Linked DNA regions of Homo sapiens: region 1 is linked to region 2. A link is a contact called in ENCODE Hi-C data. All regions are on one chromosome and are shown on one strand. The core of a region is the stretch at or near the end of the contact, and the rest is flanking DNA. Distances in the headings are between cores, read along the strand shown. Region 1 overlaps UNC13B (unc-13 homolog B). Region 2 holds the start of SPATA31F3 (SPATA31 subfamily F member 3).

Evidence for each region. Hi-C counts contacts between places; a loop is a spot of excess contacts on that map. Pooled maps may share reads with other maps.
Region 1: a map of PC-9 shows a loop between it and region 2 (16-fold over the local background). The contact joins the enhancer-like site here to the promoter of SPATA31F3 in region 2. A Hi-C loop is called at or near these places in 14 of 168 maps with a recorded cell type or tissue (B cell, CD4-positive, alpha-beta T cell, CD4-positive, alpha-beta memory T cell and 10 more), 20 of 37 single-sample maps with no recorded cell type and 31 of 50 pooled maps.

Annotation. Positions count from the first base shown.
Region 1 is chr9:35,256,784-35,261,086 of GRCh38, forward strand. It overlaps UNC13B (unc-13 homolog B), which reads left to right. Exons shown (of 40, transcript NM_001371189.2): 7 at 2,210-2,267. Among named protein-coding and RNA genes, the nearest start is that of UNC13B, 97 kb to the left of the region's middle. Within about 2 kb of position 1,753, at least 3 of the 41 ENCODE cell types and tissues checked have a DNase peak (open chromatin) inside an H3K27ac peak, as active enhancers do.
Region 2 is chr9:34,894,379-34,898,675 of GRCh38, forward strand. It overlaps SPATA31F3 (SPATA31 subfamily F member 3), which reads right to left and starts at 1,386. Exons shown (of 5, transcript NM_001309427.2): 1 at 1,201-1,386; 2 at 661-706; 3 at 63-123. The coding sequence starts at 1,344. It also overlaps a transcript of PHF24 not described here.

The sequences.
Region 1 (4,303 bases), core at 503-3,002, 360 kb after region 2:
TGGCCTAGTAATCTATTAATTAGGATTTTTGTCTCTATATTCATAAATGAAATTGGCCTGTAATTTTCCTTTCTTCTACTATCCCTGTCTGTTTTTTGTAGACAGATTTTGTAGCTTTTTTCTTAGCTGTCTTAACATTATTAATTATACTCTAGTTGGACTTAAGCTTTCTGTTTTGGGCCTGGGAGAGATTCATTAAATATAGCTTCTGAAAATATCTACTCTGATCTCTTAGGTCTGCATTCTTCTTAATACTTAAAATTTTGGGATTCCTCATGGTTATGTCTATGTACTGTCTACAAAAATCATAATTATTTGTAGTGGCTATTATTTATAACCAAGTCCTTTTGTTACTTTGGAGTGGATCTTTGACCTTCAAGATGTTTTGAACCTGGCTGGGTGCAGTGGCTCACACCTGTAATCCCAGCACTTTGGGAGGCTGAGGCGGGTGGATCACCTGAGGTCAGGAGTTCAAAACCAGCCTGGCCAACGTGGTGAAACCCCCATTTTTTATATTTATAAAAAATATAAATATTTATAAAAATATTTATATAAATATTTATAAAAATATTTATATAAATATTTATAAAATATTTATATAAATATTTATAAAAATATTTATATAAATATTTATAAAAAATATAAATATTAGCCATGTTTGGTGGCTCACGCCTGTAATCCCAGCTACTCGGGAGGCTGAAGCACAAGAATTGTTTGAACCCAGGAGGCGAAGGTTGCAGTGAGCCGAAATAGCTCCACTGCACTCCAGCCTGGGAGAAAGAGTGAGAATCTGTATCAAAAAAAAAAAAAAAAAAAAAAAAAAAAAAGATGTTTTGAACATTTTTGTGATTGGCAATTTTGCTAGTGCTATCATATTGTTTACATTGTACTTGACTTTTCTTATTCTCCATGGAAATTAGTAATAACAGTATCTACCTCTGACATTTGTACCATATTCTATTGCTTATAAAGTATATTTTATATACAAAAAGTGTTTTGTATTTTGGATCCCAACCATTTGAAATGCTCTTCACCACTGATACTCATAAGAGTGTTACGTACAACACCATCAACTTTTGTCTGGATTATTGCAATAATTATTTACCCTCATGTTCCCTACAGTTCATCTCATACAGCAGCCAGATTGATCTTTTAAAAGTATAATCAAATCATAATTCTCTCATGCTTAAAACCCTAAAGGGCTTCTAAGTACACTAGAAAAGTTCGAATTCTTACCATGATTTACAAATTCTGTTTTGCCAGTGCCTAGAACAAGGCCTTGCACGTAGTGGATACTCAATCAATATTTGTTGAGTTAATAAGTAACTCATTCATTGGCAGTTTTAGAGAAGCATTGACTTGCCTCAGATCTCATAGCTTATGAATAAGTGACCACGTCAGGATGAGAACTCCAAATCTCATGTTTGCAAGTTGCCTGGCTGAGTTACATTTTTCTAATTATCCAATGGACCCTGAACCAGACTATTCTCACTGTCTTCCAGACTCTGTGTACCCCTGTTAATTTGTTTGTGCCTTTCTCTTTCTGTTTTGCCTTCTAAATCGGGCCCATCCTCAAGATTTGGACATAATTCTTTTCCTTTTATGGAACATTGTCTTATGTCTTCAGTACCGTGTACTTGTTTTTGTGGTGGTTGTGGTGGGTGGGATGGCGGAGGTTACAGTGCTAGTGGGAGAGGAACTCTTATAAATACCAGATATTGCACCACATGCTTAGGTAAGCAGTTCCACTTATTTCCCATGTGACCTTATGAGCAAAGAAGCACTATTACTTAAAAATGAGAAAACAGCCCCAGACAGGTTTTCACTTGCATCACCTGAATGGGGAAATCTTCTATACATTAGCCCCAGGAAAACTCAGAGGGCTGTGAAATATTCTAAGGATTCTAAGGCCAAACCTTCTCCAGCTGCCTGGCAGAGCTAGGTGGGTGCCCAGGTGCCCTTGGTCAGGACAGTTCTTCATTATCCTGCTTTATTTAGCCTGTCTCACTTGGCCAGGGCCATAACCAATAGTCTGGCCTATATGTCAACATCACACAGAGAAAATAGGAGCAGGATGTTCTGTTTCTGTTCAATAAAAATTTTGTTTCCAAACACTAAACCTTTTTATAGGTAGTTGTGATTTTTTTCCCTGTCTTTACTTGGGCTTCTGATTGTATTTATTTATTTATTTTCTCCTTTCTGCTTCTAGTATTCTAGTCAAGAAGAAAGCCAGAGGAAGCCATTGCCCACTGCTGCCGCCCAGTGTTGTAAGTGAGAAACTTGTCTATGAATCTCTTTTAATTGTAGCTTTCTGTCGCTTCTCTGAACATGGGTTATTCTGAGCTGGGGAGGGTGGAGATGTCATGTGTGTAAGCAGAAGATATTCCTGAAGCACATCTGTTCAGGCGCCTTTCTCTGATGGCTGTCTATCTATTAGCTTTAGGGAGACGTTTTTCGGTTTTGTATGGGGGGAGTAGGGCTCATCTTTTTTTCTACATTTGTTAGCTTCTACCCCTGGAGGAATGATTTAACCCCCTCTATCCCTGTTTACCTGTTATTATTCTTTAAGGCTCAGTTTAAATATCATCACTTCTGGGTAATCTTTGTGCTGTTTTCTCCTTCTCCCAAGTCTAACTTAGGTCTCTCCTGTGTGCTTCCATTTTACTGTGTGCACATCCATCATATGACATATATATATTTCTTTGACATGAACACAAAGTTTTAAAAGACATAGACATTGTTCCATTTTATATTCTTTGCATTTGGCTCAACACCTATGCATAGTATACCTCAATAAAATTTGATAAATGATTGACTTATTTCTCCTGAGATTGATTTGTCAAGATCACACAGATTAATTATTGAAATGAGCCATACGTTTTTGGTATATTGTTACCCTCTCCCCAGTTTCCCTCAAAACAGCTTGAGACACTAAAGGACTGACTTAGAGTCTGATCTATTTCGCTTTTTCAACCTGTGATATGTGTGTGTGTGTGTGTGTGTAGGGGGATGCGGGGGGGGGGGATTTTGATACTTTTGTGTTGCTCTGTTTTTTCTGAATCTCATGCCAAACTCCATCAACTACAAGTTGAAGATGATGGTAATGATTGTAGCATTTGTTGTTGTAATATTAGTAATAATAAGAACTGTAGGCTGGGCATGGTTCCCAGCACTTTGGAAGGCTGAGGCAGGAGGATTTCTTGAGCCCAGGAGTCTGAGACCAGTTTGGGCAACAAACAGATACCTCATTTCTACAAAAAAAAAAAAAAAAAAAAAAAAAACCAAGTGTGATGGCATGTGCCTGTAGTCCCAGATACTTGGGAGGCTGAGGTGGGAGGATGGCTTGAGCCTGGGAAATCGAGGCTGTAGTGAGCTATGATTGTGCCACTGCACTGCAGCCTGGGCAACAGAGCAAGACCCTGTTTCAAAACAAACAAACAAACAAACAAACAAACCATAGCAGCTAACACTATTGAGGTCTTACAGTATGCCAGATGCCATTCTGAGACTTTAAGTATTCTAATTTATTTAAACTTCACAACAACCCTAAGACAGATTTTACTGTTGTTCCCATTTTTGAGAGCAGGAAACTGAAGCATAAATAGATTGAGTAATTCGCCACAAATCACATAGCTAGTAACTGGTGAAGTAAATATTCAAACACAGAAAATCTGACTTAGTAGCTCCTACCTCTGTGTGAACCACTGTGTTATATTGATTCCTTCATATTGTTTCTGAAAAGGAAAACCTTTGTCCATGGTTTGTGAATCTGTTGGTTGCCTTCAATTTGGTACATTCTATAGGCCCACTTTCCTGATAAAAGTAAAGGCCAATGGTAGAGGTGAACTTTTTTTTCTTTATTTAAAGAAAACCTATTTTTCATATGATTTATTACTAACTTTTGTTTTTTGCTGTTTAGGACCGAACATTTAAGGTCATAGGAGGTCAGAAGAATCTGAATCCAAAACCAGGTTTTCAGGTTTACAGGTCCTTTTCAAAACTCATTGTAATGAGTTCATTGTGATTGATTTAATCTTTTAAACCTTTTTCCACGACTGCTAATGAGAAGCAAAATGTAAAGATTGAGATTTTACTTCCTACTCCTTCCTGGTCTCATTGATGAAATATAATTGAAGCGATTAAAGCGCAAATGCCAAGAGGGCAGGAGGAAATAAAAAACCTTAAATAATCAAGCAACTTTATTCCCATACATTTTTCATATGTTTACAGGCTATTTTATTTTTCTGTGAATAAGCCATTCTTGTCTTTTGCCTGCTCCCTCGTATATTTTTATTTTGAGAAA
Region 2 (4,297 bases), core at 136-2,635:
AAGCTGAGAAATGATCACAGACCAGACTAGCAGCTGGGAGACTGCAAAGAAGAAGAGATTACCTTTTCATGAGAAACAGCAGCTTCCACAACTTCTCGGCTTCTTCCTGTGAAGTTCTCCTAGCTGAAGAAACAGAAGATAGTGAGTGTTATGTGGAACTGGAGAGGATTCAGGGACATCCTATAAGAAGCTGAAGGCCTTTTAATGAGAAGATACTGAAAACCCCAGAGTCAGAACACTAAGTCACATCTGTGTATAACTTAACCGTTTACGATGTGTTGTTCTGCACCTTGTCTCATTTGTCCTTCACCATCACACTGGGAGTGAGGAAGGATCATCACATGCCCATTTTATGGAGAACAAGACTGAGAGTTGAAGAGACTTCCACAGGTTTGTAAAACTAGTAAATGACAGAGTTGAGGACTTCTGCCCTAATTCCTCATTCTTTATTCTCAGGAGGATAAGATAGAGAATTTTTTAATGTGCCTAGGCTCTGATTTTCCACCCAAGGAAGTCTTCCATGAGAAATTGTCCCTGGGGGGTACTAGAGTCTGCAGTGGTTAGAGCACCTGCTGTTAGCAGCAGGGGTCATAGAGGGTCAGGATCCGTGGGAACCTCACTCACAGCAGAAGTGAATTAGAGGAGAGACTGGGACTTTACCTCTTGATGTTCTATCTCCAGACTTTTGTTGGACTCTTCGGTGACACTTAAAGACAAAAACATTAGAATGCAAAGCTGCTACACCATTTTTTCCCATATCTAAAATGAAACAAAACTCATAAACATTTCCTGGTCTTTTTCTGTGTTCCAATTTTATATACTCTTCTATCTTTCCTTTCTGTATTCTTTTTCACCCCAAGAGTTTTCTTATTTGCTTATTTCTGACTCACTTTCACGCTCTTCCATACTCCATGCCTCCCACCCCCATTCCTTTCATAAGTTCGGTGGGGACTTTAGGATGAGACGGGAGGAAAAGTGGAACAGATTAAAGGATGGATGGGTCCAGAAGTCAAAGGAGTTCAGCCATCAAATGGCCCTAAATAGCTGCCAACCAGAATAATCACCCAAATTGGGAGCTCTTCTGGTGTCCAGTGAGGAGACCCCTTTAAAAAGCAAGGGCTAAGAGTAACAAGAGAAAGCTCGGGGATAAAATCTTGTTTGAGGCACATCAATTTAGCCATGGTCATAGTGTTTCCCTACCCGGCAACAGCTCCTGTTAGGTACCAAGCTTAATTTTTGGCAGCTCTTTTTCACTTGCCAAATAATTAATGCAATAATGCAGATGGATCCATAGGTGTATAAGGGATATCCAACATCCCACAAAACAAAGGTAGGGCTCAACATGATCTAAACCTCACTAGCCATCCCTCTCCCTAGTCTTTCACTGTCTTAGAACCTAATACCTCCAGATTTTACACCTCGTCATTTCTGCCTCACAGAAGAGGGATCCAAATCACCAGACTGCATCACAAAGCCCTCCTGTTCCACAAGGCAGGGATAGCATCACAGACCTTTATTTGTTTTTAAAGAGGCTTACTATGGTGATTCAATGTTCAGATGAGGGTGTCTGGTGCTCTGTATGGGCTACAGAGCCTGGGGCAAAAGATGCCAAGGTCATGGGCAACATGTACCTTTTCATGTTCTCTCTACTCTCTATACTGTTATGGCTTAGCTCTCCCCTTTACTACAATGGCCTGACACCTATTCCTGACACCTAGTGTGCATATGACACCGAGTCTCTATGCACACTACATGCCCTATAAGAGAGACAGTGGATAGATCAGAGGAACTCCATGAACTACATCATCTGTACTGGGAAGATAACAACAACAACAAAAAATAGAGGATAGGGCAAGCATCATATTGTTAAATCTTGGAAACCGATTTTTAATGCCACCAGCAATGATATATGGTCAGTACTGAGAGGTTCAGAAAGAGGGCAGTGTGTGACATGTCAAGGAAAGGACAAAGCTGATGTTCTTTTAAATAACTTTCTGAGAGTTAAAGAAGGACTTCTCCCAATCTGCGTGGTCCAGCCTGAGATGGGTGAGCAGAGATTGTAAGCACTACCTTTCATGGAGGCAAATGAATGAGGCTCACTTCTGGAGCTCTGTACAAGGCTTGATTTTTCCAGAATTGCCTCTACAGATTTTATAGCATCTAGCCTATTCATGGAGATGAGTTATTGGCAAAACTTTCGATTAAGGTTCACAAACTTGTGGCTCTTTGGTTGAATCCACCGTGGTTGGAATGTTTGCCTAAAAGAGTGTTTTATGAAAATCTGAATTTGAATAACTTTAGGCAGAGCAGGATTTTTCCTCATTTAACCCCGGGATCTACCACTCCTTTGCCCACTGATTCTCACATTAATGTTAACTTCATGACCCCTATCAATATTATGGCATGTCCCCAACACCCTAGGATTTCTGAGTTTCCTTGAGAAGTTCTTGCCCTGATAAAAGTGGTTGGTCTTAGGCTCAAAATCTCTGAAAAGGGGCCAAGTGCGGCGGCTCACACCTGTAATCCCAGCACTTTGGGAAGCTGAGGCAGGCGGATCACCTGAGTCAGGAGTTCGAGACCAGCCTGGCCAACATGGTGAAACCCCATCTCTACTAAAAATACAAAAAATTAGCCAAGTGTAGTGCTGGGCACCTGTAATCCCAGCTACTCAGGAGGCTGAAGCAGGAGAATCGCTTGAACCCAGGAGGCAGAAGTTGCAGTGAGCCGAGATCACACCACTGCACTCCAGCCTGGGTGACAGAATGAGACTCTGCCTCAAAAACAAACAAACAAAATCTCTGAAAAGGGTATTTGATCCTTCCTCCAGCATTAGTTCCTCCACCAGACAGGAATAGTGAGCACTCAATACGTGCTTAACCCTAAGTTGGGCAGTGTTGAGAGTACAAAGGCATTTGAGTTGTATTGCCTACCTGCTTTCAAGATTCTTAAAAATCTAGTTTCAAAGACAAGGCATCCACAAGAAGCAAAAGCCAACATTTTGCTGGGGAAGGGGCTAGAGAAGGGGGAAATAGAGTGTTATTGTTTAATGGGTACAGAAGTTTCTGTTTGGGGTGATGAATACAACCATCTTATTCATAAATGAATGCCCTTAATGGCACTGAATTGTACACTTAAAAATAACTAAAATGGTAAATTTTATGTTAAGCATATCTTACCACAACTTAAAAACAACCAAAAAATTCATTAGCACAAGGGTTTCTTTTTGAACTAGCTATAAGGAAAAATATTCTAAAAATGATTTGACAAACAAATGGATTAGTGAACATTTTTCTCTTTTAATTTTTTTATTTCCATAGGTTATTAGGGAACAGGTGGTGTTTGGTTACATGAGTAAGTTCTTTAGTGGTGATTTGTGAGGTTTTGGTGCACCCATCACCCGAGCAGTATACACTGCACCCTATTTGTAGTTTTTTATCCCTCACCTCCTCCCACTCCTCCCCTCAAGTCCCCAAAGTCCATTGTATCATTCTTATGCCTTTTCATCCTCATAGCTTAGCTCCAACGTATCAGTGAGAACATATGATGTTTGGTTTTCCGTTCCTGAGTTACTTTGCTTAAAATAATAGTCTCCAATCTCATCCAGGTCGCTGCAAATGCTGTTAATTCATTCCTTTTTATGGCTGAGTAGTATTCCATCATATATATATACCACAGTTTCTTTACCCACTCATTGACTGATGGGCATTTGGGTTGGTTCTACGTTTTTGCGATTGCAAATTGTGCTGCTATAAACATGCACGTGCAAGTATCTTTTTCGAATAATGGCTTCGTTTCCTCCAGGTAGATACCCAGTAGTGGGATTGCTGGATCAAATGGTAGTTCTACTTTTAGTTCTTTAAGGAATCTTCACACTGTTTTCCATAGTGGTTGTACTAGTTTTCATTCCCACCAGCAGTGTAGAGGCGTTCCCTTATTGCCACATCCATGCCAACATCTACTGTTTTTTTATTTTTTGATTATGGCCATTCTTGCAGGAGTAAGGCGGTATCACATTGCGGTTTTGATTTGCATCAGTGAACGTTTTTCTTAAATGTCCTTCTTATACCTACAAAAGGAAACTAGATCTTCATATTAAGGATAATTTAAGAAGAGTCCTACCTGAAAATGGGATGAATTTGAGCTATTTCATCATCTGCCCTGAACTTGCAAATTCCATAATACAGGAATGAGAAGACTTTTTCAAACAAAGAGCACTGAATGAAAGGTTAACAAAAATCAATTAAAAGGCAGCTTGAGTCAGCTTTTTAGTAGCAGGTCATCAACATACCTGCAAAGT